7 separate regions of the Mus musculus genome follow, and all the other regions are linked to region 2. A link is a loop called in an ENCODE intact Hi-C map of the cell type or tissue named here. Cell type or tissue: heart. All regions are shown on one strand.

The links. Peaks named below come from ENCODE experiments on the same cell type or tissue, not always from the same donor. Only the 100,000 strongest peaks of a DNase experiment are listed, where the experiment ranks them.
Region 1: it touches region 2 in a loop (4-fold over the local background); 21 of 42 quality-filtered maps call a loop at or near these places.
Region 3: it touches region 2 in a loop (2.6-fold over the local background); 7 of 42 quality-filtered maps call a loop at or near these places.
Region 4: a loop joins it to region 2, with 4 times the contacts of the local background. A loop is called at or near these places in 10 of 42 quality-filtered maps.
Region 5: a loop joins it to region 2, with 4 times the contacts of the local background. A loop is called at or near these places in 2 of 42 quality-filtered maps.
Region 6: it touches region 2 in a loop (4-fold over the local background); 14 of 42 quality-filtered maps call a loop at or near these places.
Region 7: a loop joins it to region 2, with 3 times the contacts of the local background. A loop is called at or near these places in 3 of 42 quality-filtered maps.

Annotation. Positions count from the first base shown.
Region 1 is chr7:120,821,158-120,825,157 of GRCm38, reverse strand. Gm5737 (predicted gene 5737) reads right to left here. Exons shown (of 12, transcript NM_001370881.1): 8 at 2,825-2,962; 9 at 1,821-1,886. Among named protein-coding and RNA genes, the nearest start is that of n-TLtag1, 12 kb to the left of the region's middle. In heart, a CTCF peak has its summit at 1,650 (motif pointing right); a DNase peak (open chromatin) is centred at 1,785; H3K27me3 peaks cover 391 bases.
Region 2 is chr7:120,633,504-120,637,503 of GRCm38, reverse strand. Uqcrc2 (ubiquinol cytochrome c reductase core protein 2) reads right to left here and starts at 2,315. Exons shown (of 14, transcript NM_025899.2): 1 at 2,182-2,315. The coding sequence starts at 2,214. In heart, a CTCF peak has its summit at 2,372; a DNase peak (open chromatin) is centred at 2,313; H3K4me3 peaks cover 2,913 bases; H3K27ac peaks cover 2,054 bases.
Region 3 is chr7:120,103,243-120,107,242 of GRCm38, reverse strand. It overlaps Tmem159 (transmembrane protein 159), which reads right to left. Exons shown (of 5, transcript NM_145586.1): 2 at 2,414-2,613. The coding sequence starts at 2,509. Among named protein-coding and RNA genes, the nearest start is that of Tmem159, 2.8 kb to the right of the region's middle. In heart, a CTCF peak has its summit at 2,070 (motif pointing right); no DNase peak of the experiment used is centred here; H3K4me3 peaks cover 426 bases; H3K27ac peaks cover 105 bases.
Region 4 is chr7:120,123,194-120,127,193 of GRCm38, reverse strand. It overlaps a transcript of Zp2 not described here. Among named protein-coding and RNA genes, the nearest start is that of Zp2, 20 kb to the left of the region's middle. In heart, a CTCF peak has its summit at 2,264 (motif pointing left); DNase peaks (open chromatin) are centred at 2,153 and 3,243.
Region 5 is chr7:121,118,101-121,122,100 of GRCm38, reverse strand. Otoa (otoancorin) reads right to left here. Exons shown (of 29, transcript NM_139310.2): 12 at 3,436-3,559; 13 at 18-233. Among named protein-coding and RNA genes, the nearest start is that of Otoa, 37 kb to the right of the region's middle. In heart, a CTCF peak has its summit at 1,657 (motif pointing right); a DNase peak (open chromatin) is centred at 1,780.
Region 6 is chr7:120,915,479-120,919,478 of GRCm38, reverse strand. Polr3e (polymerase (RNA) III (DNA directed) polypeptide E) reads right to left here and starts at 1,701. Exons shown (of 21, transcript NM_025298.4): 1 at 1,569-1,701. n-TLaag4 (a tRNA gene) reads right to left here and starts at 1,962; the gene lies at 1,881-1,962. In heart, a CTCF peak has its summit at 1,806 (motif pointing right); DNase peaks (open chromatin) are centred at 708 and 1,778; H3K4me3 peaks cover 2,526 bases; H3K27ac peaks cover 1,369 bases.
Region 7 is chr7:121,031,954-121,035,953 of GRCm38, reverse strand. It overlaps Mettl9 (methyltransferase like 9), which reads right to left and starts at 1,509. Exons shown (of 5, transcript NM_021554.2): 1 at 979-1,509. The coding sequence starts at 1,143. In heart, a CTCF peak has its summit at 1,537; DNase peaks (open chromatin) are centred at 573 and 1,443; H3K4me3 peaks cover 2,269 bases; H3K27ac peaks cover 2,186 bases; H3K27me3 peaks cover 1,006 bases.

The sequences.
Region 1 (4,000 bases), 190 kb before region 2:
GAAAGGGAACACTCTCCCACTGCTGGGGAGCACTCTCCCACTGCTGGGGAGCAGACAGGAGTCCTGCAGGCTCTGGAAAATACTCTGGCAGTTCTTCCACGGGAAGCTAAGCTTAGAGTTACTGGTTAGCCCGGAAACTCCATAGAAATACACAGTAATGCAATCCCAGCACCGTGTGTGTGTGTGTGTGTGTGTGTGTGTGTGTGTGTGTGCATGTGCACACATGTGTACCTAATGAATGACAGCAGAGGTTGTCCTCTGACCCTAGCAGGCACGTGTGCTTACATACATGTGCACTTGTATACACAGGTGCAGACATACACATATCACAGAAAAAGGAAAGGAATGAAGTCTCTACCTAATACATGTCACAACGTGGATCAACCATGGAAACTAAGGGGGAAGAAGCCAGACAAAGGCCACTCCTCCCATGAAACAGCCAACATAGGCAGGGCAGTTGAGAGAAAGACTCACGTTGCCTGTGGTGGGTTGGGCTTGAGGGTAAATTGATACAGGGCCACGTTGCCAACAAGAGAGGCCTGCTTTACTTTTCTGAAGATGAAGACCTATTCTAAACTTAATTATGGTAATGGTTGTAAAACTCAGACTATAATTTAAAAAAGAAAACTATGTTGAATTGTATCCTTTCTGTAGGTGGATTGCATAACTTGTAAGTTATATCTGAATAAAAGTACTTTTTAACATAAAAAATTACAAAAAAACCCTCTACATGTATGAGTGTTTGTTTTTTTAAAATTTATTATTTTTATTTTATGTTCATTGGTGGGTTTTTTTTTTTTTCGAGACAGGATTTCTTTTTTGTTTGTTTGTTTGTTTTGAGACAGGGTTTCTCTGTGTAGCCTTGGCTGTCCTGGAACTCACTTTGTAGACCAGGCTGACCTTGAACTCAGAAATTCTCCTGCCTCTGCCTCCCAAGTGCTGGGATTAAAGGCGTGTGCCACCACATCTGGCTGTTCATTGGTGTTTTGACTGCTTGTATGTCTGTGTGAGGGTGTTGGACCCCTTGGATCAGGAGTTACAGACAGTTGTATGCAGCCATGTGTGTGCTGGGAATTGAACCCAGCTCTCCAGCTCCCATGTAGGGAGGCGTGTTTTGCTTGTGTGTATGACTGGTGCTTGCGGAGGCTAGAAGAGAGCATGGGATCCTTTGGGACTGGTGTTACAGATGGTTGCTAGCTGCCATGTGGTGATGGGCCTTAAACCCAGGTCCCTGGAAGAGCAGCCATCGCTCATAACCATTGAGCCATCTCTCCAGCCCCTGGAAATGCTCTTTAAATAGAGCAAACCAGAGCTGCCACTGGCCCAGCAGGACACGATAACCCCTATACCTCTACCCAGGTTTCTGTGCTCACTTTCCAGATGGGCCTGGTCCAAAGGAGACTGTGGGTTGTTGAACGAGGTCAGGGGTCTCAGAGACCAAACTCCCTCCTCCCTCTAGGATCTGGTGACCACATACCTGCCTAGGGATTTCAAGCAACCTCCCCTTTCAGTGTAGGACCACTTGTTTTAGCAAGGGCCCTGGATTCCATCGAAAAAAAGAAATGACATTAGATTCACAGGCCAGAATCAGTGCAAATCAGGAGGCAATTATAGAAAGGTCAGTGTCAAAAGCAGGAACACATGGTTCCACTAGGGGGCAGTCACAGCCCAGCTTCGGCTCTCCCAGTGCCATTCAGGCACGTGCCAAAAGGGTTGGCTTTCTAAGGTAAATTCATGGTTTTGGTGGAAGGAAAGGATACAAGGACAGAGGGTGGGGTTGAGAGACTCACTCTGGGCTAGGGGTCGGGGAGAACACCTACCAGTGGGGCCATCCACTCAAAGAGGTTGACACTCTCCCCATCATTGATGTAGTATGCTTGCCCGCTCTGAGGGTGACAGGAGGGAAGAGGTACAGTCAGGTGTCTGCCCACAGCCTGATCCCCTCTTTCTCCTGGCTCCTGGAAGCTCCTTCGGCCCTCTTGTCCCCCTAAGCAGTTCTGGGAAGAGACCTGGACAACACCTTAGTAAAGCAGTATGTGGTTTGACAACGCTAAAGAAAGACAGGGTAACTCTCTATGAAGAGCTGTAATTGGCTTGGCAGAAATGATGGTATTCTAAAGAGACATGGATGTTGTGGGCCTGGTGTCTGTCAATCTGACTATCAGACTATTCAAACAATAGACACCCCCCCCCAAAAAAAAGAGAATTTCTTTAGGGTACTCATATTGGGAAACTGGAAGGGCCCTAGCCAGAGGGGAGTTTATCTCCTTTCATTCAATTGTAACAACTACTCAGACCACCTAACAGTTGAGGACTAAGCCCACTTAGTGACCTTGAGCAGGACTGTGGAAACGTGCATATTCCAGGGACTCTATTTAAACTTTAATCTCACTTCAGGACCCCAAGACAGACTGGAGGGATCACTGGGTCCTTTTAACTCTTGTTTTTCAAGACAGGGTTTCTCTGTGTAGCCCTGACTGTCTTGGAACTCGCTCTGTAGATCAGGCTGGCCTCGAACTCAAAAGATTCATGTGCCCCTGCTTCCTGAGGGCTGGGCTAATTTGATTCTTATAATTGGCTTCTGAAGGATTGACTTTGGCCCCGAGTTTGGTAATAGGGTGACCACCCTGACAAGCTGTGTGACTCCGAAGGACTCACAGGACCTCACTGTACTTCATTTTCTTCAGCAAGATGAGTATCATGAGGACTGTGACATGCTTCCGTTGGAAGCTGTGATGTCACAGGGTCACGGTGAGCTAATTATGCTCTCTGACAGTTCTGGGCCTCCCTCCTTATGGGGACAGGGATGTCACAAAACACTCACAGCCACGTAGCCTTTAGCCATGGTGAGACCCTCGGCCGCCAGCATGTGTGCCTGCACCAGATTCTGCACATGGACCCAGTTCATGCGCGTCTTGCGGTCCCCAAACCGGAACATGAACAGTCTCTTCTTGATGTGGCTCTGGCATGGGGGAGAGGTGACAGTGCAAGCTCACCTGGGTGGCTTTACGCCTTGTATACACGCTCATAGGCTAGACTCCCACCTCCCATGTCCCAAGTTGTCTGGACATCTCTGCTTTCTTGTCTCATAGATAACCTTGGGCCACCTTTGAGCTTCTTAACTTTTCTCATGCCTCACATTCAAACTAGCTGTAAACCCAGCTGCCTCGACCATTATGTCTGTTCAGAATCCAGCCACACCACTGCAGCCCATCTCGCCTTGGGAGCGACAGCAGCTCCAGTATGGATTCTGTATGCATCATAGTTGTCCATTCCCTCTGCACCACCTGATCTGATGAATGCAGAGCACATGGGCTGCCATATGAACACTGAAAGGCAGACAGTGCCTGAAGCCCTTCCAGACGGGGCCAGCTCCTTCACAACTCCTTCTATGGACCCCCTCTACTCCTTGGGCTACCATGACCCCAGGGCTGTCTGTCTCTTCCTGGACTTTTGAGGAGATGCCCCGTGTAAAGGATGCCCCGTGTAAGGGCTCTTGTCTAAGAGCCTGCCTGACCTGCCCATCTCCTTCCTCCCGTGGGAAGTTTAAAATATTTCTTTCTCCAAGGGGCTTTTCCAACTTCCCCAGAAGCCCAATCCCCTCCATCCATCCACTTTTTCTTTTCTCCCTTTGCGTTTGGCATCTCCCAACACTCTTTATAATTCAGCTTGCGTATTTCTTTTAATCCATCTCCTGGTGTGAGAGCAGAAGCCACACGAGGGCAAGAGCATCTGCTATTTGCTGCTCTGTCCCTAAGCCAGAGCAGTAATGCGCACACTGGAGTAGTTCAGGAAGTATTTGCATGGGGAACTGTCCCTGTAGTTGACCTGTAAGAACTGGGCAGGGGAATATTTGAAGCAGCAGGGCTGGACAGCACTCCCTAGGTGCCCTTCCCAACTCCCACAGTTTTGCACTCAGTCAGTCCCAGCCACAGGGATCTCATTACATTAACCTTCCTCACACTTAGGTCAGCGCTCAAGCTGCTCCTCTACCTGGCAT
Region 2 (4,000 bases):
GTTCTGACAAGTAACTCCTTCATAAGTTTCTTAGTCATTCGCTCTACCCAAGCCATTTTTTCCCCTGTAGATAGCTTTTCTTTTCTTTTCTCCCCTCCCTTTTTGAAAAAAAAGTTTGCACCATAGCCCAGGATGACCTTAAGCTCAGGATTCCTCTGGGACTAAGGTTTATACCACATGCCTGGCCTGAAGCATTCTTAAACCTGTGCTGATTTGTGATTTATACAGAATAATGAGTTCTCTATGAGCTTGGAAAAATACCTATTTTGTTGCTTTTAATTATTTTATTAAAATGTCAAGCGTTCCTTCTAGTAGTGATGATTTCAAAGTTTCTGGACAGTTGGATTGTTAACACTTCATAACAGATTTCAGCATTCCTGTTTCCTCCATTTGTCAGTCTTTCATTTATTTTTACTAAAATCACCTTCATCTCCTTGGTCACTTTAAGGATCGTTTCCCAGTGCCCTTAATGTCTGCACTACAGTTTCACCCTTTCAGGTGCTGTACTAGGCATATTCAACCAAGAAAGGGTCTTAGCTTTATTGAACAAATATCTACACAATCCTAAAATCAACAACAAATTCTCAGCATAATATGTAATAACTTGGATGATGGATCTAAATGCACTGACTTTACACACACATATACACACACACACATACACACACACACACATTATACACAATGGTATAAAGCTATTAAGATATTCCAATTATGTCTAGGGTTCACAGGATTACTAATGGACATGCAAGCAAATACACTTTCATGATGCTAAGATCCACTAAACATGTTGTCAAGTGTACCTGTAAAGTTCTATAATGCTCCTACTCGGCACTGCCCAGACTGCTGTATGCTGAACACTCAGTCAGTGCTGGGCTAATCTGGCTGCTGGTTTTCACCTGTTCATGGAATTACTACTTTATCCCTTCAGTCCTGCTTGTAAATTATGAATATAATTAACTGTGTCATTTTCATTTTAGTTTGCTGGATAAGGTATATGCAGCCACTTGTGATTTTTAGCTGTGAATTTTTAGCTGTGCCCAAGATGTAATTCCTGTAACATCCAAGTGTAACAGTCCACATATGAATAATCCACACTTCCACTTCTGTGCTTTTGGGTAGTGAAGTTTAAAATCTCCTGCTTCTTTTGGGTTCCTTTCAGGAAAGACTTAGATACAATTTCTACTTTGTTTTAATAACACATGGAAAGTCCTGCTCTCTAAGGACTGCTAGCAATTGGTCTGTCTAGGCACAAGGAATACAACTGCAGCCTAAATTTGTACAACACATATATGTAAGTATAAAGCACAAGGAAACACTATGCCCAGGCCTGGTGTATCACTGTCTAGTCGTCTCTCAACACAGACACTCCTGGCATTTCCGCGTTGTAACTGTGCTGTAGGGGCTGCTGTTGTATGGTTGGATGTCTAGCTGCACCGCTGACCTCTAGATGCTAGAAGCACTCTCTCAACAGGTGGTTACGAATAAAAAGCTCCGCATGTGACCGGCTAGTAGGGGCAAATTAGCCCTTGTTGAAGTTTAAATGCTCCCATTCTCATCTCTTGAAAACCACGATTCCAGCGTGATAACGTGCTGACACACATGAGGTACTCCTCTCCTCACCGCAAGTGACAACTACATATTTTAGGGCTAGTCTTGAAGAAAGATCAAGAGCCCCTCCTGGAGGAAGCCTTTAAATGGGACCCCGAGAAAACGAGCATCTTAAGGAATGCGGGGACTGAGTACTGACAGGAACGAAGGTGCCGGCACTGAGATAAGCAGCGCACCGCGTTTGTGAATTTAATAAACTCGCACGCATTGGGGAAACCGACGCCTCGGGATCAACCCAGGGGCAGAGGTCGTAGGTAGGGGAAGCAGGCGGCCCGGGTGGCGTTGGCCTACACCCTACCTGCTTCTCGAGTGACCTTCAGGAATCTCCCGAGAGCCGCTTCTCCGCCACTCTCCAGGCCACCCTCCTCTTCCGCTTTCCCCGCGTTAGCTCTCGGCTGCTCACAGGACCCGCCGAGCCTCCCAGGCCTCGGCTCGCTGGCAGCCCCCTTCTCCGCGGGGTTTACCTGAAGGGCAGACCCAGGCCTGAGGCCAAGGCCGCACACTCCGCACCCAGCTCCTGAGTGGCCGACAAGCGTCCCCAGCCCTGCCCCACGCACGTCCCATGCTCACCGAGAAGGACCCGGCCCTGCTGAGGAGCTTCATGGCTCTAGCAGTTGCCCTTTCCCACGGTCACCGCTGCAGACAGCAAAGCAAGATGGGGTCGGAGGACCGAGTTTCCCGGTGTGCACTGCGAGCTTGCCCACGCCCCCTTGTACCGGCGGCCCTCTACGCATGCAGTGCTCTACTGCTCCGGTAGGCGGGACGAGCCCAGCTCCTGGGGAGAGGCTAGAGGTCTCCCGGACTAGATTGCAGCTTTTGTAGGTTATCCTTTCTGAGTTCTTTTTCTGCAAAAGACATGCAGCCTGTAATCCCAGCTGCGTCTGCAGCCGTCACAGTCACCCCAGCCGTCTTGGGCCTGCCCGTGAGTCCTCGCAAGTCCGGGAGTCGTCGGCACTCCCTGTTCCTCGGAGGTCGTCCCTCGCCACTTTTACTGTAGTCTTCCCGGTACCGCGAACTTGGTGACCGAGTTCACAGAAACTGGCAGGACGAATGTCTCGTCGAACAGATCGACACACTTGTAGGTCTCCTTGCCGCAAGGAGATCGTCACCAGCAAGGACTCAATCTCGTGAAATTTTCTCGCGCAAATTTGCGCGTGTGTGTATAATCAGGGACTTAATATAGTCTTCTATTGTACTTAAAAATGTTTAACTGTTGGTGATACAGACATATGGCACAAATCATTCGTGTGTTACACTATGATTGAGACTAATTCGGGAACCACTGCTTTCATGAAGCCGCATAGCTGCTTAAAAATGTTTTTGGTTACTTTTATTTTTTTTACAGTCCAGTCGTTGCCAGATTCCCGGTCCGCCCCTCCCACAGTTCCTCATCCCATTCCTCCTACCCCTTCTCTAAGAGGATGCCCCCGCCAGGCCTCAGTACTCCCTGGGGCCTCGTTTCTCAAGTTAGGTGCCTCTTCTCCCACTGAGGCCAGACCAGGTAGTCCTCTGCTGTATATATGTTGGGACCTCGGACTAGCTCATGTATGCTGCCTGGTTGGTGGCTCTGTGTCTGAGAGAACTCAGGGGTTCAGGTTAATTGAGACTGTTGTTGGTCTTGCTATGGGGTTGCCCTCCTCCTCCTCAGCTTCTTCCAGTCTTTCCCCTAATTCAACCGCAGGGGTCTCCGACTTCAGTCTAATGGTTGGGTGTAACTATCTGCTTCTGTCTCAGTCAGCTGCTTGTTGGGCCTCTCTGAGGGTAGTGTCAGTCCTTGGAGCCTCCCCTTGAGCTGGATCCAAATTTGGGCCTGCCACTGAACCTCTTTTCCTTCAGTCTGTTCTCCATTTTTGTCCCTGCAGTTCTTTTAGACAGGGACGATCTGGGTCAGAGTTTTTGATTGTGGGATGGCAACCCCATCCCTCCACTTGATGTCCTGCTTTTCTACTGGAGGTGGACTCTATAAGTTCCCTTTCCCCACTGTTGGGCATTTCATTTAAGGTCCCTCCCTTTGAGTTCTGAGAGTCTTTCACTTCCCAGGTCTCTGAGGGTCCCCCCATCTGAGGGGGGTGGTTTCTATTCTTTTCTGCTGGCTCTCAGAGCTTCACTCCTGATTCTCCCTTACCCCAATACCTGATCATGTTCCCCTTTTCCTCTCCCTGTCCCCTCTCCCACCCAGGTCCCTCCTTCTGCCCACCCCCTCCTAATGCTTTCTACCCCTCCCCCCCAAGTGGGATTGAGGACTTGGGTCTTTGGCTTGTTAACCTTCTTGAGTTCTGTATTCTGGGTATTTTGTACTTTTTTGGCTAATATCCACTTATTAGAGAATACATACCATGCATGTCCTTTTGGGTCTCAGTTACCTCACTCAGGATCATACTTTCTAGTT
Region 3 (4,000 bases), 530 kb after region 2:
TTCCTTTTTGTTTGTTTGTTTGTTTGTTTGTTTGTTTGTTTTAGTTTTAAGATTAATTTATTGAATGTATATGAGTACAATGTCACTGTCTTCAGACACACAGAAGAGGGCATCAGATCCCATTTCAGACGGTTATGAGCCACCATGTGGTCGCTGGGAATTGAACTCAGGACCTCTGGAAGAGCAGTCAGTGTTCTTAACTATCTGAGCCATCTCTCCAGCCCAAAGTTCACATTCTTAATTTCTGCTTAGCAATTTAAAATATCCACCACCAGCAGCAGCAGCAGCAGCAGCAGCAGTGTCTTTTTGTTACTGATCCTTATGAAGAAAATGCATGCATGTTTGCTCAAGACACAAATTAGCCTCGTGCTAGACCTAAGTTCAATGTCAACAATCAACAGAAAATATATACATTAATGCATCTTTCCAGAAATATGCATAAAATAAGGACATGCACTGATCTGATTACAAAAACACTGGGACTAGAAACTTGCAGGACCTGAGTTCCTTGTTTCCTGCAGAATCGTGATTTGCTAAGTACTTGCTAAGCCAGTGTCAATGGTGATTTCCCACAAGTCATGAGAATGAACTATAAATGTGCAAAGGCCACGAGGACCTTTCTTACTGAACTAACACATCCAAGAAGTCTCAGCCAACTAACTAGAAAGCTGCTTGTCCATCTTAAAAATAGCCTGGTAAACTGGCAGTATGCCAATTGCATTCTGAAGCAAGTCCAAAGAAGGCCTCTGTGAAGCATATGGCTTTAGATGGTAAAGTGTGTGTTTTATAGAAGCTGGTAAAACTATGGTGTCCAATAGGGAAAGAAAATCACAAAACAGTTCCCATCACTTTAGATGCAGACATACTTTTATGTGCACATGGCATAGACGTCTAGAAGATATACAACAAAATGGTAATAGTATTAGCTAGCTGGTACTGTTTACCTTTTTTTTTTTTAAAGATTTATTTATTTATTATATGTAAATACACTGTAGCTGTCTTCAGACACTCCAGAAGAGGGCTCCAGATCTCGTTACGGATGGTTGTGAGCCACCATGTGGCTGCTGGGATTTGAACTCAGGACCTCTGGAAGAGCAGTCAGTGCTCTTAACCACTGAGCCATCTCTCCAGCCCCCTACTGTTTACTTTTTAACAATCTTTTTGTGAATATGCATATACTGTATAAGTGCACACGTGTGCTTTCATGTATGTGAGTGCACATATATGCAATGGTGCACATGTGGAGGTCAGAGGACAACCTCAGGGGCTAGCCCTTGCCTTTCACCTGACCCTCTGAAACAGGGTCTCCATGGGTTGTTGTTCTAGCACTGAATAAGACAGGATACCTAGTCACGAGCTTCCCAGGATCCTGCTGTCTCAACCTCCCACTTTGCCATAGGGACCCTGGGATTAGGGAGATGTTCTCATATGGCCATCTGTGTGTGGATGCTGGGAATTCAAACTTGTAATCTCACGATTAACAGACAAGAGCTTCACCAGTTGGACCATCTTCCCAGCCCTAGCATTCTGTTTACATGCTGAAAGGCATACAGAAAACAATAAAGATCCATACACAAAGAAACTGAGCATCTCAAATCCCACCGCACTGATCTGTGACAGGATACCAAAAAACAAAAAACAAAACAAAACAAAAAAACCATGGCTAGTTTGCATCACAATAATCCTGTGAAGGTAAATAACAGTCTAGATTTCAGAGTTAGTACAAAAAGGAGTGTGAAATATTCTCTTTTCCATTAATTTTTATAATGATGGCATGCTGAAATGATACAATTTTTGGTATATTAACTAAAATATATTCTTAAAATTAACCCATTGCTTCTTTGCAGTTCGGGTTGGGTACCAGAAAATGTGAGTGCACCCATGGCTCAAGAATCATTGCTGCTGGATGATGGAGTTCTAGTGGAACACAAAACTCAGACCGTAAATGAGGCACTGGCTGGCTTCTTTGCTTAGGGGAACAAATGAGTCAAGCATTTCAAAGAAAAGAATAGTGTCTGCTGTATAGACTAAGAATAGCTTCTTTAGATCCAGCCAAAGAATGGCAGTGACCACAAGGGGCCACTATCCAACCAAATTCTGCACCATATGGGATGTAACTAGTGGTCTGTGATTCTCGGTGACTTCCAGGAATCTTCCTTAATTTGGAGGTGTCTTGAAAACAATCTTCCTTCCCATTCACCTGCTGTCCTACTGCCCTGAATGTCACTATGACGGCTGATGCTCTAGCAGCCACAATGAACATGGATATGAAGGTCACACTCAGACATAGTAGGGTACTAGGAGGAAGATTCCTGACTTATTGTAGATTTCTATTTGAGAAAGAAACAGTGTCCAATCTTGTTCAGACCAGTGTTTTCAGGGTTTCCCATTATATGTGGCATTGGGCACTGACCTTTGAGTTATTCAGGAAAGACTCTAACAGCAAACCCAGCTTCCTTTGCAGCTCCTGTAAGTCTCTGGAGACACTCGGGGGCTCTTCTTTGGCCATCTTGAAATGTCTGTCAGTCTCACTCTAGAGTAAACTCTCTACCAGGAAATGCATTACTGTAGTACGTAGCCCAATCTCTCATGTCCCCCCGTCTCTTGCTATCGCTGAAGGAAACAAAAAAAAAAATAATTATTAGCAATCTCCAAGGAGCTCGGACCATCCCCAATACATTAACAGCAGGCATGCAGATGAATATAATTTGACAATATTTATCAATTTAAGCTGCACATACTTTGACCCAGCAATTTATTTTTTATGAACCTAAATAAGATAGATATGTGAAAAATACTCATAGGATGTATATCATATTCCTGTTTGTTACATAAAAAGACCAGCAAGATAGGAGGAAAAAGCTAAATCCATTTATTATTTATTATGAACACTTCACTGTTTTATACACACACACACACGGTGTAGAAAAAGATCCAGAAAGGCTATTCTCCGAGAACTTATGCCAAACAAGAAAACTGATTGTACTGTACTATTCAATCTCACCCCTCCCCCTTCTCGCTACCCTACCACTCCAGGCTTCCTTTGCTCTGACAACAGGGGCTTGGGGTGCTTTTTCTTCTTTCTTTGGCTCCCAAGAACCTTGTACAATGCCACACTTTATTTATGTGTGGTGAGGTCTTCACTAACAAGACCTGTCCCCGAGGCCTTGGCACAATTATTTTCTGTGATTCAACAACAGCCTGGAATGTATAAGACAGTCCCTTTCTCACGTCGTTTATGCATTTTTCATTATGGCAATGAATCAAATTAGATATGCTTTTAACCCCGGCTGAGTTTTCAAATAAAAATATTATTCTATATTAATATATTATTCTTATTTCATGTCTCCTAGAACACCTTTCTGGGTTGGAAAGCATAGGATCTCCTTGCAGCTAACCTAGTGTTCTTATAAACCTGCGCTCAGTAGATTCTATCACAGTGCCCCAAATGACTGAATATACCACTTGCCCATTATGTGCAAACACACCTTACCAGTGTCTACACTACAGAGCCTAGTATGCACACCTCCATCACACCAGCTAAAGATTCTCTCCCCTTGGTCAGGGGAGAACCAACGTCAGCACCATTATTTATGTTGTTAAAGCAGCAGCTCCGAGTTAGTGCTGAATTTAGATGGCCCCAGGCTTCAGTTTACCTAATCACATTTCTACAGCGGGCTACAAGTCAAAATACACCATTACAACTCGTCTTTGGCCTGGGAAACATGCAAATGCCACGGAACCGGTCTGGGGAGTCTGCTGAAAGCTAGGGTAGGAAGAATGCGGAGGAGGACCGCAGTCAGGCACACTCATCTACCTAGCCACCAATTTTCTGACCATCTACTCCTTCTAGGGTCCTCTTCAGAGCAGCATCACAGGGAAGGTGGGAAGGCACCACCCCAACCAGCCTAGAGGTGCCCCGCCTACTCTCCGTTTTAGGGGGCCTAACCAGGTTCTCTAAGATCGTGCTCCGCCCCTTCTAAGATTCCAAATAAAGCTT
Region 4 (4,000 bases), 510 kb after region 2:
GAAACCTAAGGGACTGAGATCCTTAATGAGTTCCTTGTGTGGCCCGAATCAACCCAAGAAGCACTCATCTCTGGATTTCCCGTTTAGTGGCAGATTAAGGGGTCTTGATTTTAAAAAGAAACATGATACTTATTGCTTGAAGAGCTCCAGGACCTGCAAAGATGAAATTACTCCTTTCACTTTTCTTGTCTTTTTCTTTCAGATGCTAACGAAGTGTGCTTTCCCTGGTGCTGTGGTACCTTTTTCTAAAGCCCCCTCCCTACCAAGTAGCTGATGATCCACCATGTGGTCCACCTCTATTCTGGTTTAACTGAGGTTTTCCTGTCCTCTTCTCTCTGTTCTCCTCCCCCAGGAAGCTGCTGAGATTTATAGCTCGCCCACCTTGCTGTTTGTCTTTAAACTCTAATAAAATTATCCTCTGGATTAAACAAAGAACTTCAGTTTTTACAAGAAAGCCCATGTAACAAATCTTTAAAAACAATACATATAAAACACACAGAAAAATACATATAAAAACATTTAATTAGTATGTTTCTTCTGATTAATAAGCAAATTGTATAGTCAAAAAATAAGAGTAGCTTTCACTTTGGGTGCAGCCCTTTCAAAGCCTTAGAGGACCAGATCTGCCTGTGTCTGTCCTTTGATTGTCACCAATACTTCTGCGGGGAAGAGATTTGATGGGAAGTGTAGCTCACTTGTCCCATCTTAGAGAAAGAAGCTAAAGGAACCTCATAAAGTTACTGATCACACAAGGCCCCTTTCCAAGGCTGTACAAGCTGGAACACTGGAGGGGAGACAGACTCTTTCACAGAGATGACTGTTTGGGCAGTGAGCTCCAGGGATGCAGCTGATGTGACTCTCGCCACCCACACTGAGATGCGCTTTTAAATGATGAAGTTGCCTTTGAGCTGCCCAGGCTCCTGCACACAATCCCTCATCCTTGCTCCTTTAAGTGGCCCCAGTAAATGCACAGATTCACCAAGCATGGCTATTTTAATCATGATTCTTGGTCTGCCATTAGACTACAAGTTAGACAGACAATAGGGGGGCCACAGATAAATAATAAAGATAGCAAACTTCTGGCTTCTTCCTTACCATCCTGACCTGTGAAAAGGACCTAGCAGCTTGAGACAAAGACCTAGAGGGCTTCCTTTCTGGCCAGTAATCCCCCAACACACACACACACACACACACACACACACACACACACACTCACAGGCATACACGCACGCACGCGCACGCCCGTGCCCCTCTCCTGAAGCCTGAGGGGCTGGGGGCTTTAAGGGTCTTTGGTTAGCTGGAATGGGGATGGGGTATTCTCCTTTCCTTAATTTAGAGTTGGTCAGTTTAAACAAAGGGATGCTGACAGACCCACAACTTTGTTTAACCAGACCTTGAACTTATCAGACTGGTCTGCTGTGTGTGTGTGTGTGTGTGTGTGTGTGTGTGTGTGTGCGCTCTCGAGCTCAAATTTCCTTACCTTTAATAAAATTCTTTCTTCACCAGCTGAGTCTCAGATTTCCTTTGCTGCTTCCCGTTGTTCTCAAGTTTTTTTTTTTTTTTTTTTTTTTTTTTTTTTTTTTTTTTTTTGCCTTTTAATTCTTTAATTGGCAGAGAAAACGAACCCAATCCAAACCCCTAGAAGTAACAGTTATGTCATATCTGAGAGTAGACATTTTCTCATGTTTCTCCAGATAAAGTCACACCACACTCTTATAGAAGAAGCCATATTAGTATAAAACCTACACATACCTCATTACTTAGAATAGTGATTTTAAGACCTAATAACTGTGAGTGCTATGTAAAGGCTTGTTGTATCAACTAGGAAATAACAATAAAAAGCCTGTGAATGTCCAGCACAGACACACTTTTCTTTCAGATACTCTTCATCCATGCTTGGTTGAATCCAAGGACACAGAACCCACAGAAACCAAGGACCAACTATGAAAAGAAGCTTGGTTCAGACCAGATAGTACTGCAGTGTCTTAGCTCCTGAACTCAGGAGCCAGGAAACATGACACAAAGTCAGTGCTATAGACTGGAGACTTGCAGCATGGCCCTGGGTCAACTGTTGTCCTCCCTGGGTCTCAGGCTTGCTGATGACATCAGGGATGGTGGAGAAGATGCTTTCCACCTGGCTTCTCGGGGAGTAGACAGTGCCAAAGCTCACACTGTGCCTGCCACAGTCAAAGCAGGGCCAGTCACTCAGTCGCTCTGCTTTCACAGCTGGTCTGTAATCTGGTGGCTGGCTTCAGTTGGCTGTGATGTTGGCTCCCTCTACTGGCTTAAAAACAAACTTCGGGTGAGTGGGGGAGGATGGCACTTTCTCTCTCTCTCTCTCTCTCTCTCTCTCTCTCTCTCTCTCTCTCCATCTCCAGGTGGAAGCTACAGCACCCATGGTTTCAATGGAAGCCACAAAGAGATGGTTTTTGACACACTGCTATTATGGGCACTACTCCATGGGAAACTAAACATTTACAATATGAAACCAGTGACCCCTGGAGCCATTCTACGTAACAACAAAGGTCATGGACACTCTGCTGCCTGGGAACTTCACATGCCTGGGAACACATACCTACCCCAAAAGACCTCAAAGGCAGGTAGAGGAACTCATACTGGTTCCGGGGGTGAGTTTTTCAAGCAGGCAACCTGTGTTTGAGTCCCACATCCCAAACTGCTCTTAGGCAGCCAAAGATCTCAACCTTTACACTTCCTCCCCTTTAAAGTGGACAGGAGTTTGCACTGACTGGAAGCATGCAGACTGGAGACAGCACTCAGCACACAGCAAGTGCTCAAAGCTAAACAAAACAAACTTTTCTGGACAGAAAGGTAAAATTATTTACTGTGTAAAGCTAAAGTTCTCTTGCGTGGGCCCTGGTCGCCTTTCCAGTGAGCTATTCTTCAGATTGTGTATAAAAGGCCAGCAGCTTCTATGGCATGAGGCTAAGTTAACCTAGTCTTGATTTAGATGCCGTGCTTCCTGGATGAATTCAGAGAGTCACTTAATCGCCAAACCTTGGCTTCCTTTCTGTGAACTAAATGCTGATGCTTAAGAACAATAAGCAGGCCGAGGAAAACAATTGGTCTGCTCATGAACAGGAGGGTCTAGTGCTTCTAAGTGCTGTGGAAAAGCATTTGAACTTGGCTGAGTCTGGAGCAAGAGTGTTTACATAATCAGAAATGTGTTTTGAAAAGCTCTTGCCTAGTAGCTGAGAAGCCTCCCCGGACGGGTTGCGCAAAGCACTGTAAATATGCCCAAATCTTGTGTCCCAGCTGAGACCCTGCTCTAAGCCAGCAATCTACTTGGAACATCTTCTTGGTGTCAGATGACATAGCTGGACTAATAGGGGCAATCTGGGATGTAGGCTTTTCCACATAGTCCCCATCTCAGGAAATAGTATCACTAGCTACCACCACCCACTGGTTAGAGCTAAATATCTAGATGTCAACTTTGTGTTCCCCTTTTCTTTTCCACCTACACCAACCAACCAACCAACACCTCTAGATGTCCACACAAGAAAGATCTTCATCCCCTTCCGCCAAGTGTAAGCCAAACCCACAGCCATCCCGTGTCCCCAGCCTTTGCAGATTCTTAAGTGGCCTTCCTGTCCCCAGACCTTTGGCTGTGAGTCACAACAATCCTAAATCTGATCTGGGCGTAGATTACAATATAATCCAAATATAATCTATACTATACAGAGGCTGGAGCAGAAGGAGCTAGAATTTGAAGTCATATTTGACTATATAGAAGTCATTATAGAAGTTCCCTATCAGGAAGAAGGGAGAGAGGGAGGAACTGGGGGGAGGGAGGGAAGAATGAGGAAGCAAGTGAGTGAGTGAGGGAGGCAGAGGGAGAAGGAGAGAAGGAAAACAGGGAGGAGAAAAGGGGCAGAGGGGAGACAGGTAAACAGAAAAAAAAAAAAAGTAATGAACACCTGGATGTCTGACCACAGCATTTTTCCATATAGGAGCCTGCAGTGCCTCCCTCTCAGTGCTGTGG
Region 5 (4,000 bases), 480 kb before region 2:
TGAAAGTTCCAGCTGACCTTTTCCTGAGCCAAATATTTGGCAGACAAGATGACAATCTGGCTTCTGCCCCAGCCTGTAACCTGGTTGAGGGTAGAGATGGCGCTGTGCACTGCATCGGAGGAGAGGGATTCCAGCTGACTGCTGGTCAGACCTACAACTGCATCTGACAGAGAGCCTAGGGTCTCGTTGAGGGTCTGGTTCTCTGTAGCAATGTCCAAGAGGTTGGCCTTGAGCTGGAAGGATAAGGAACTGGCATGAGCCTTGAAAGAAAGTAAGGCAGGAGCTCCCTCCAACCACCTCCTGGGTATAAGGACTCCATACTGCCCTCCCTAGACATGGGCCCAGGGATTGCAAAGCACGGTATTCTTGGTCATGGTCAGACAGTGACGGCCCCCTTGGGAACGCGTCCTCCAGGCCTGGCTTTCATGTGCTGAAAATTCACTTTGAGTTTCATTTAAATATTAATGTGTTGTTCAATCAACCTTCAAGCATGGCAGGAAGAATTTTATTCCCTTGTGACTATGCCGCATTTTGTAGCAGTCTATTTTCCTGTTGTGATCTTGAACTCTATATCCATATATTTGGTTGCTTTCCTTTTGTGAACTATCCAGGGGCCTTTTCATGTTAATATGTAATCTGCATAAGAAATAATTCTCAGCAGTACAAGAAAGATAAAGTGAAAATCCAAACTCATGAAAGTAACTATGGAAATGATCAAATGAGCACAGGGCTCAGTCATAGAACACTTTCCAAAGGAGAGAAGGAAAAAGGGAAGGAAGGAAGGAAGGAAGGAAGGAAGGAAGGAAGGAAGGAAGGAAGGAAGGAAGGAAGAAGGAAAGAGGAAGGAAGGAAGGAAGGAAGGAAGGAAGGAAAAAAGGAAGGAAAGAAGGAAGGAAAGAAGGAAAAAAGGAAGGAAAGAAGGAAAAAAGGAAGGAAGAAGGAAGGAGGAAGGAAGGAAGGGAGGGAGGGAGGAAGGAAGGAAGGAAGGGAGGAAGAAAATGAGGGAGGGATGGAGGGAGTGGAGGGAGGGAGGGAGGGGGTGGTGTATATCTTCCCAACTGGCTATATGTCGTTAGAAATATACAGTATGAAGTTCTTACAGATTTATAATGTGAACTACTTAATGCTTTATACTTTCACTTAAATCACATCTTGTACATTTCTGTGTGTTTCTAAAACTGTCTTAAAAAATTATTTTTGTTGTGATATACTTTCCTAATTACAGTCAAGAATTCCCATCTGATTCTGGTAAGGAAGGTAATATATATACTCACCGACTGTATCATAGCCTCTGTACAAAAAATAAAAACAAAAAACTGAGAGGCCAGGGAGATGGTTCAGCAGGTGGAGTTACTTGGCTACCAAGCCTCGTGACCTCAGCGGGATCCAAGACCCCACACAGCGGATTAAAAAGAACTGACTCTCAAGTGATGCTCTCTGGCCTCCATAGGCTTCATGTGCACACATATGCACACATAAACATGCACACACACATAAACATGCACACCAACACACACACACAATAAAGAATTACGTAAAAATAAATAATAAATAACGTTTAAAATGGCCTAATGTTTATGCTGTAACACATAAATTTGTGTAAACATTCATTTCAGGCACACATAACGTTACTTTCACATATGCAATCTCAAAGTTGCCACTGGGGGGCAGCAAAGCTAAGTGGAAGAATTGGTTTCAGGCTCTCTTCCGCAGGCTCCCTTCCCCAGTGTTGTTCCCATGGCACAGAAGGAAGTGAGAACTAGGGTGGTGGCTCTCATCCCCTGCTTACTCGCAGCACATGATGACTGAAATACACAATCCCAGGTCACGAGGGATCTGAGCTGGTAGCACAGAACCCAGTGAAGGCCATGGACTGAACCCACTGAGCACTCAAGTCTGAGAACTGCTGAGCTCTGCATCCCTAACCGGTTTCCCAGGAACCAGAAGATGCCCCCCCCCCAACCTCCACCCCGACCCATGTTTTCCTTGAACACAAAAATAGGCCTTGACAAATAAATGACTGTGGTGGGAGACATCAAATACAGCAAGGTGTTTGGAATTCTGTGTGAAAAACTGCTGTGGAATCACTGGTGGCTTTACCAAGATTTTCTTTTACTAACATTCTAATATTATGATTCGAATTTATAAATTAAAAAAAAAAATGATCTGAGCCGAGTGTGGTGGCGCACATCTTTAATCCCAGCACTCAGGAGGCAGAGGCAGGTGGATTTCTGAGTTCGAGACCAGCCTGGTCTACAGAGTGAGTTCCAGGACAGCCAGGGCTACACAGAGAAACCCTGACTCGAAAAACCAAAAAAAGATCTGAAACGTGAATGAGAAAAAAATAGAAATAAAAAGGCTAGGTACAGTAACACGTGCTTGAAGTCCCAGCACTCAGGTGACTGAGGCAGGAGGATTGCAAACTAGAAGCCAGCCAGGGGTGTATAACCAAACTTTACTCAAAAACTAAAATAGACGGAGAGAGAAAGGGATGGAGGCAGCCATCTGTATTTGCTAATTTGACCAGAAACAAGTCTAGGAGCTCAGTAGATAACAGACACTCACCCAGGGCTCCTCCCATCCTTCCCATGCTGGGATCAGCTGAAGACCTTCCCTTTTACATCCATCCATCCATCCATTCATTCACATCCATCCATTCATTCACCAAGAGCTGGGTCGCTCATGTGCCATGGCCCATAAGCACAGTCAGGGGACCACTTTCAGAAGCCAGCTCTCTCCTGCTACCATGTGCTTCTGGGGGTCAGATTTGGGTTGTCAGCTTGGCCCCTGCCTTGGTGACTGGTTGTTTTGTTTGGTTGGTTGGTTGTTTTTTGTTTGGGTTTTTTTTTTTTTTTTTTTGCCCCTTCAATTCAATTTATGAAAAAAAAAATCTACCATTGAGCTACATCTCGTGTGTGTGTGTGTGTGTGTGTGTGTGTGTGTGTGTGTGTAGACAGATGATAGATAGATAGATAGATAGATAGATAGATAGATAGATAGATAGATAGAAGGCCTTATTCAGGCTGACCCTGAATTTGTGACCCTCCTGTTTCATTGGTGCCTGTGGTGGAGTCTGGCAGAGCCTTTACTCCTGAGGAGTCTGTCCTTCAGCCACTTGTCAGCACTGCTGGCCTTACCCCAAACCCCTGAGCAGATCGCCCTTAGGATCCATCACCAGGCTGTGCTCATACAGATGCTAAGACTCTCCGACCACTTTCCTACCACTCATTTCAACTAGCCCTAGCTGTTTTGATTGTGTTTCAACACACCCATGTTTTGTCTACACTGCTTTTCATAATTCCCCCCTATGCTCCTCTCCTCCAGGATTGGGGACAACATCTGCCAGGATTGAAGTGCTTAATAACATGTTCTCAAAATCCAGGCCACGTGAGGGATCTGAGGCCGAGGACCCAGCGACCCGCATCTCATCCGTACCTTCTGGACGCCAGCCTGGAAGCCCCGGAGGCGGCTGCACTTGAGCATCTGGTGGAGAAGGACTTGGGCCAGGGTGGCATCCAGCAGCTCCAAACCATCATAGAAACAAACCAACAGCCCCAACCTGTGTGGGAAGATGAGAAAGGCTGGTGGGGTTGCTCAGAGCCCCACAACCCTTCCCTGCAATCCAGACATGAACACCACGACAGCACAGTAGCCAGCACTCACCCACTTCATCCTGCACCACCTACCTGGATCATCAGCTCTCAACAAACAAAACCGTTTTCATTTGAAAGCAATTAATAATATGGGTTGAGTGTGGAATGTCACCCCCAGGCTCATGTGTCTGAACACCTGATTCCCCAGCTGGTGGCAACCATGGCTACAGGAGGCGGCTCCCTAGGAGCAGACATCTGGGGGGTATACCCTGGTCTTGCTTCTGGTCTTGTTTTCAGTTTCCTGGTTGGTCAAACTGTAAGGACCTGTACCCTCACGCCCCACCACCACCGCCGTGCTTTCCTCTGAAACCGTGCATCAAGTGCATCAGAGTAAAACTCTCCTTGAA
Region 6 (4,000 bases), 280 kb before region 2:
GTTGTCCTGGAACTCACTCTGCAGACCAGGCTGGCCTCGAACTCAGAAATCCACCTGCCTCTGCCTCCCAAGTGCTGGGATTAAAGGCATGAGCCACCACTGCCCGGCTCACCAAGTCATTTTCTGGATGCTCATTTTCCTTATATGTAACCACTGCCAGTCCTTCCAGGATTAGACGTGTTCCCTGACAACTCAACTGAAACAGCCGCTTCCAGCCCCTTCCATTACAAGCATAATTCCTTATTTCCTGAATGGTCCTAAGCTGGAACTTCCTGATCTGCTTGCTGGTCAGGTGTTAGCTGTCCTCTGTACTAGACTTTAAACTCTACGAAGGCTTCTCTATGCTTCACATTCCTGGACCATTAAGTGGAGATAATAATTATACTTGGTCGTGGTTATGGGATCATTACTTTTAAAATTAAAAAAAAAAAATCACAGTTCTTTCTCCCAAATATTAATGATGCCAGGCATCAATATAGTACCAAATAATACTCTTCTCATTAGCTGTGCAAATCAAAATTTATAGTGCCCAACTTCGAATTGGTTTACCCAAGGTCACAGCCCCCCAAGAAAACAGGTAAAGAAATCCAAATCTAGCTGATGCCAAGAGCCTTGGTTTTATTCTTAACTAACATGCTGCACATCTCTTTGGTAAAAGGCAGTATGGTGTAGTGGTTAAGAGGTTGGACTGCCGTGCAAAACCTTACAGGTTCAAATCCTACCTCTTCAATATAGCAGCTGATTAGCGACGTGAATTGCATAACCCTGGGTCCTTTCCTATTTTAAACCACACACCGGCTTCAAAGGGATAAGGCGAACCTAGAAGGACTGTTGCTACGTGGCAACATGTTTTCTTCCAATATAAGACCGAACAAGACAGCCACAAATGAAAGAAGCAGGAGTGTCACCCATCTTACACTCATTAAAACACCGTAGCACGGGAATCATATCCCCATTTCACAGATAAAGGTATGATCTTATCTTTTCGCTCCCAAACCCAGGAACTCTAAAACAATATTCCAGGATGACCCGGTATGTGCACCATCCCCCGTTACTGGAAGGTCCCCGGGTCCACGAAGCAGTCGCCACTCTGCTTAAACACAGATCAATGAATGAGGCGTCCCGGGCCCGCTCGGGCTAAGCAGAGTTGACCAGGTTCAACGACCCCTGCCCATGCAGGCGGCCCCGAGTCCAGTGGCTTTCTCCATGTCGCCGGTGCTCAGGCGCCCTTCCCACTCTTCCGAAAGCCGCCACGCCACCGGGCACCAGTGCCCTCGCAGGTGCGGTTCGGGAGCCAGGCCCGGGCGGGGCAGCGCGGCCGAAGCCTGAGTCAGCGCGGGCCGCACCGCCGTCGTCTCCCCACCGTCCAGCCGAACGGAGCGACCCAGGCCCGGGGCGGCCTGGAAAGCCGGGCGGCCACCTTGCGCCCTGCCCTGGTCCCGGGAGGCCGCGGCCCCTCGGCACGCAGCGGCGGGGGCCTGTCTGGCCTAGTCAGCAGCGCGGCCCGGAGCACCGAGCGAGTGCGACGGCTGCGACCCGGATCCCGAGGCTGCCGAGTCGGGGCTCACCTCTCCGCCGGGGCCGCGCGCGGGCGGCGGAACGGCCCAGGGACCCGCGGGCTGCAGAGACGGCGGCGGCCGGGTCTTCTATCAGGCAGCGGCCATGTTCCTGCTGGAGAAACTCCGCCGGACACGTGGGGGGAGCGGGGCCGGCCCTCGCGCTTCCTCTTACCCACAATGCCCCGCCCCGGCGCGCGCGGGACCGCCCCTTCGGCGAGCTGCTCGTGGTGCAGAGAGCGCACATCGACAGCAGGGGTCGCCGCTGCGCTCGCAGAAGGAACCTAGAGCGAAAGACGCTGAGACAAAAGAAAAAGCCTGCCTTGGCAGCGGTGGGATTCGAACCCACGCCCCCGAAGAGACTGGAGCCTTAATCCAGCGCCTTAGACCGCTCGGCCACACTACCCAGCTGTTGACGTCGTTTTCTAAGAAGCTACTTATTGGATTGACACGTATATTTTCTTTCGATTCTTGGAGTTATATTTATTTATTTTATTTCCTGCCGATAGAAATTGCCATAAACAATATTATCATCATGCCACTTATTGAAATAAAAGTATTTAGATGCAAGCTTGTTCCAAATAAGTTTTAAAGCAAAGGATAGTTTATTTTGCGTTCTGAGTCAGTTGGTTAAGGTGTCAGGTTAAGCCACTCAGACACTCAAAAACCCGAATTCGATGTCTGGTTCTGTCAGTAACTTTCACCAAGCTCTCAGAGCTGAACTGTAACCCCAGGTCTGCAGAGTTCTATCTGAAAATTTACGTGTTTAAATTTTTAGTACACAAACAATTTTAAAACTTTGCAGATAAAATATATTCTTTGTAATATTCAAAATAAGATTCTTCGAGCTTTGACTTGCTCTAGTTTCCTAGTACCCAGCATTATTGGCTGATTGTACATCCTTTCTGCTCTTTTGCTGTCAATGTTTATCTCCATAGAAAATAGTTTTGTTCATATTGTGAATGGGTTGGTATATAAATATTAACACAGTAACACATAGAGATATACAGCTGGCTGGTTTTTCACTATACTTTTGATTTATTTTCTGTTTTGCTTTTGTTTTTAACCAGACTTTATTTTTAAGTATCTTTGCATGTTAATATGCCCATACAGACTTTTACGTTTACTTTATTTATTTGTTTGGGAGTGGGGAACGGGCGGGGGCGGGCCGTGGAGGTCAGAGGACAACTTGCCTGATGAATAAGTTCTTTTGTTCCACCCTGTGGGGGCGTCTTAGGTTGTCAGGCTTCGAGGCAAGTGTGTTTACCTACCTTCTGACCGAGCTATCTCACCAGCCCTAGATATTTTAAAACACTGAAAAAGATGAAAAAAAAAATAGTCACACACACCCCATATTTCCACCACCTAGAATTAAACTCATTTCTGCATTTACATTTGAACATGCATACATATTCATTTGTTGTTTAAACTAAGGTTCACAATGCCCAGGCTGGCTTTGAACTACGTGCATTGATGAGTTTGAATTTCTGATCCTCCTGCCTGCACTTCCTAAGTACCAGAATTACAGCCTTGCACCTGGCCAATATGGCATTTTGCTTCCAATTATTTTCTTGTGTACATAATTTTTATTAAAAGTTACACAAGTAAGGCCTTCGAAATGGCTAAGCGTGTAAAAGCATGTAAAAATCCCTGGGACCCACATGATAGAAAAAGAATCATCCACAAGCTGTTCTCTGTCACACATACTCACACGATAATTAAGTAATTAATTAATTAAGTAAGATACACAGGTGATAAATGTAATGTACACTTTAAAACTGTGTCTTAAAATATGGGCTAAGAGATGGTAAGCACACTCCTTTAGTACCAGCACTTGGGAGGCAGAGGCAGGTGGATCGCTAAGTTGAAGGCCAGCCTGGTGTACAGATGAGTTCCAGGACAGCCAGGGCTAAACAGAGAAACCCTATCATGGAAAAACTGTGTGTGTGTGGGGGAGGGGGTGGGGTGGGGGGTCTGTGTGTATATCTGTGTGTGTCTGTCTGTGTGTGTCTGTGTGACGTAATGGTGCATATCTATGGTCCCAGCCATCAGGAGGCAAATGGCAGAAGTTTTTAGCAGATTTGAAGCTAGCCTGGTCTACACGGTGACAGACTATGCTCCAGGCTAGACTGGTCTACATGGTAGAAGTGTGTTTCAGGCCAGTCTACATAGGACTACATAGGATATTCTGTCTCAAAACAAAAATAAACAAAAATTTAACAATATCCTGGACTATGAGAGTAAAGTCCACCACATTTTTAAAAATCCTCTCACAAGCACCCTTCCAGTTTACAAATAATATGAATTTGACATGTATCCTTCTAATAATTTTGAAAACTACATGCATAAATCCATGAGCAATATAAAGTGTGCTTTTCTGTGTTATCACAGGATACCAACACCTTGTTAAAACTTTTCTCCCATATTATGTTTTTGAGATCTAT
Region 7 (4,000 bases), 400 kb before region 2:
AAGGTGAGGTCCAAATAACACAAGGAATCATTCCTTACATCTCTCTGTAAAAGCAAGACATACTAAACTCAGGCTTTTAGAAAAAGCGCAAAGTTTGTCTAAATTCAAAGGCTTCTCTTCTGTGACTGCAAGGTTAACCACAAACTACTTACGGTCAAATGCAAACTACCTCCCTCTTAATTCAACAGCTGACCCATGCATGTTTCTTTAAGTGGTACAAATAGCTAATGAAAAGACCATCCAACCCCATCCAACCGGTAGAACCCCCACGGCTCACAATCCATTCATTAGCTACAAGAATTCACTGCTGAACAGTTCAGATTTTTTAAACCTCTCCGTTTAAAGCTTGCATCATCTTCCTCCTCATCCCAACCTCTCTGGTCAGCTCACTAAACCCAAGTTGAAAGGACACGTCTCATAGGCAGAGGGGGAGGAGAGTTCCTAGGCTGGGAGCCCAGACCTGTCAAACACATTTTTTTAAGTGCTTCGGGGAAATGTCAGCCGAAATGTTCACGAGGCCCAGTTTAATGTCTTTAGAACCCTTTGTATATCCAGAGATTCGGCCAGACAAAAAGAGACCGGCTTTCGGTTTTGTCCCTCGGGGGGGTAGAGGAAGGCTGGCTGGGTGAGAGCTGGGGCAGTTTTCTGCTCAGGCCCCAGTGCCAGTTGGGTGGCCCTACCCAAAGTTGCTCGGGTCCTGAGGGCGGACGCGGACGCCGCCGCCGGCCTGGGAACAATGCGGGGCTTCGGGGCGCCCACGCTGGGGCCCGGGGAGCCAGGCAGCAAAGGCTGTCCCCCGCCCGCGCCGCCGAACAAAAGGCGCCGTGGGGCCAGCGCCCGGGCCGGGAAAAGTTTGTGAGAGGCCGGGGCCGAGGCCCGAGCGCGCCGCCCCGCACAATGGCCCGGCCGAGCGCGGGAAGGCCGAGCGCCCCGCCGCGCCGCGCCACGCCCCCGCTCCGCAGGGCTGCGGCCCAGTACCTGGTGCGTGTCCTTCCCGCCGCCCGCGGCCGCCGCTGGCCCGCCGGGGCCGCTAGTCATGTTCACGTACAGGGAGCGGGAGAGCGGGCTCCGCAGCGTCCACATCCTCCGCGCCAGCCACACGGACGCCAGGCTCAGGCACAGCCAGCCCGCCAACAGTCTCATCGGGGGGCCGCGGCCGCCAGCTCGGATCACCGCCGGGCCCAAGCCCAGGAGGAGGAGGAGGAGGAGCCGCCGCCTCCGGCCACCGTCGTCGCCGCCGGAGCTCGAGCCATCGCCGCCAAGTCGCCCGTGCAGCCCCCTTCGGGGCCGAGGCAGAGGGAGGGGGAGATGGCGCGGGAGGGGGGGCGGGGGAGGAGCGGCAGGCGCGCGGCCTTCTCACGTCCCCCGCGGCCCTTCCCAGCCCGGAACGCCAACGACTCCAGGTCGTGTTTCCACCCGGTGCACGTACAAACGCAGGAGGGGCGTCCTCCCTGCCCAATGAGCGGAGACCGGGAGGCCCGGGAGTTGGGAGAGAGGGCGTGCACGTCCTCCGTGGCGCCGCCTGGACTCATAATGGCGGAAGATCCGGGGGAGACTTCCTAAAGGGGCTACTAGAGTCTGGCCCCTCCGAGGAGGGGTCTGCAGGACTTCCGGGCTTGTCTTGCCTTAGTAACTACCCTGTGGGCCCCTCGATTACACCTTTGACCTAATTGTTCCCATTGACACAGACCCAGGTTTATTCGATAGACCCGCGCTGCCCTTCTTGCTACAGTCTTGACCGTCTATTTAATAATTTCCATCTGGGGTCAGCGAACCTGACTCCCAACTCCAAAAGCCACCCGATAGCTGCAAAGCAGAGAATCGAGGGGGAAAGAATCCCACCGCCACTCCCAGTCCCGGTGTTCCCAAGCCTGAGAAGCGGCTGTCACAGGTCTAGTGAAGCCCTCATGAGTGAAAGCTCTGCCTTTGTTGGAAACTGTTGCTCCTGGAGCACTCAACGAAATGTGATGGAAAATAGCATCTGCTGGACAACGAAGGCCACAAGTTAGTCCTGGCTGCCATGTTTCCTTGCAAGTTAGTCCTGGCTGCCATGTTTTCTCAAGCTGATAGAAGTTGGACCAGACATTCTTAAAATGTGCTCGGTCTGGGGAGATTTAGCCAGATATTTCTTAGATCATTTATAGCAGGAAGAAGCCCAATGTTTCTAAAATGAGGGTCATGAGATGTCGTTGTGTCTCAACTGTTGCTACTAAGCTACAGCATATTTCCTAGCCCAGCTACTCACACCTTCCTAGGTTTGTTAGAATATGCTTTTCATTTGACAGCGACAGATTCTGTACATTAATTTTAAATTAATTATAAAACAAATTTATCTTTACGTTAATTTCATCACACTACACTGAAGAGATTTCCGTTTATGAAATAATGACCCCTGGATGAGAAATGGCATTCCTTATCACAAACTCCTTAGGTGTTAAAGTATCTATTTACCATCTTTCGTTAATAAGAATATTTTGTTACCTAATGTGCATAGAATATAACAAAATACTTTGTCTTCTCTCATTCTGGTATATTCCCTGACATCTCTCCAAGTTGGGTGTTAAACCCAAGACTATACCTTACTAAATTGAGCTCAACTTTCTAGAAGTACTGGTCCAACATACTTAAAAGAAGCTATAATAGTGAATGTAAATGACTGTATTATGTCCCCTCTTTGAGTTCCAATAAAGCTCTTCTGTATCAAACCAGAGTCTTCACCTTTTTAAGTAAAGAGGAGATACAACAAGAGTGCATAAACGGGCATATTTCATTTCTAAAGACAAAGGATACAGAAAACTGTGTCCTAAGATTAAGCTTGCTTAACCACAGCTCCAAGACTTCAATCCTAAATGTATCCTCTAAACAAGAAGCAAAGATACATCTGATAGGATCTGAAGAATTTGGGGTGAACTTGACAGCTAAGACACCTACCAAATTTTGCTTTATGCCTGAGCAGCTCACCTAAAAAAATAAATTACCCTCACATTCAAACTACTCTATAATCACAAACTACTTGTGTAAGTGTGATTTACATTTAGGAAGCACAGGAAGAAAGCAAAGCACAGCATAAGCAAATGAAGAAGCAAATATGATAGCAAACCTTTTTATAGAGGGTGGTATCCCAGCTCCTGGCTTTTCGATCCATCCAAGAAGCCTTGCTGTCTCTCCTCTCAGCTTCCTGAATTACAAATCAGGAGGAAGGAAAGCTGCAAGAGTAAATATACTAAGCAGAAGTTCAGATTGCCCTCAGGCCTGCTACTAGGATGTCACTACTGTACATTAAAACCTCAGTTATCCATGATGGGAATAGCAAGAGACACCCCTAATACAGAAAGCCAAAGATGAGGCAATATCCTTTCCAATGTGGCTTTGAAATGTAGGTATTAACACTCAAGAGTCACATACCTGCTATCCTTGTGCCTGCTGACCCTGAGTGTCTAGCCTGGGTTTCTGTTCTATTACCAGAAATTGTGGCTGGGTCATGCAGGCAAGCAGCTTGTTTCTTAAGCAACTTCCCCTAACTCTTCCCTTACCTCCCCCTCCCCTTTCTTCTCCTCTCTTTAACCCTCCTTTCCTTTTCATCAGTCCTTGTTATACAGGCTAAGCTGGCCTTGAACTCACAATCATCCTGACTATGCCTCACAAACACAGGGATCACAAGAATGTGCTGCCACTCCTAACTTGAGATTTGCTTTTCAACTTCACAGTACAATGTGAAGAAAAACCACAGAAAGCTAGAGGCATGGATTTGCAGAAGACTTAAAACCATTGTAGCCTCCTTGTGGAGCTAATAGTCTAAAAGGACTCCTGTAATTTAATGTTTTTCTCCAGTTTTTTTGTATATACATGCATGTGGGTGTGTATGTATGTATGTGTGAAAGAGATTGACTTCGGGTGTCCTCCCCTATAGTAAGAATTTTGGTTTCTATTTAAAAAAACATAAATATTATGAGAATATGTTTTGTTTTAAACCCATGTGTGGGATGTGGGGCTGTTTCAG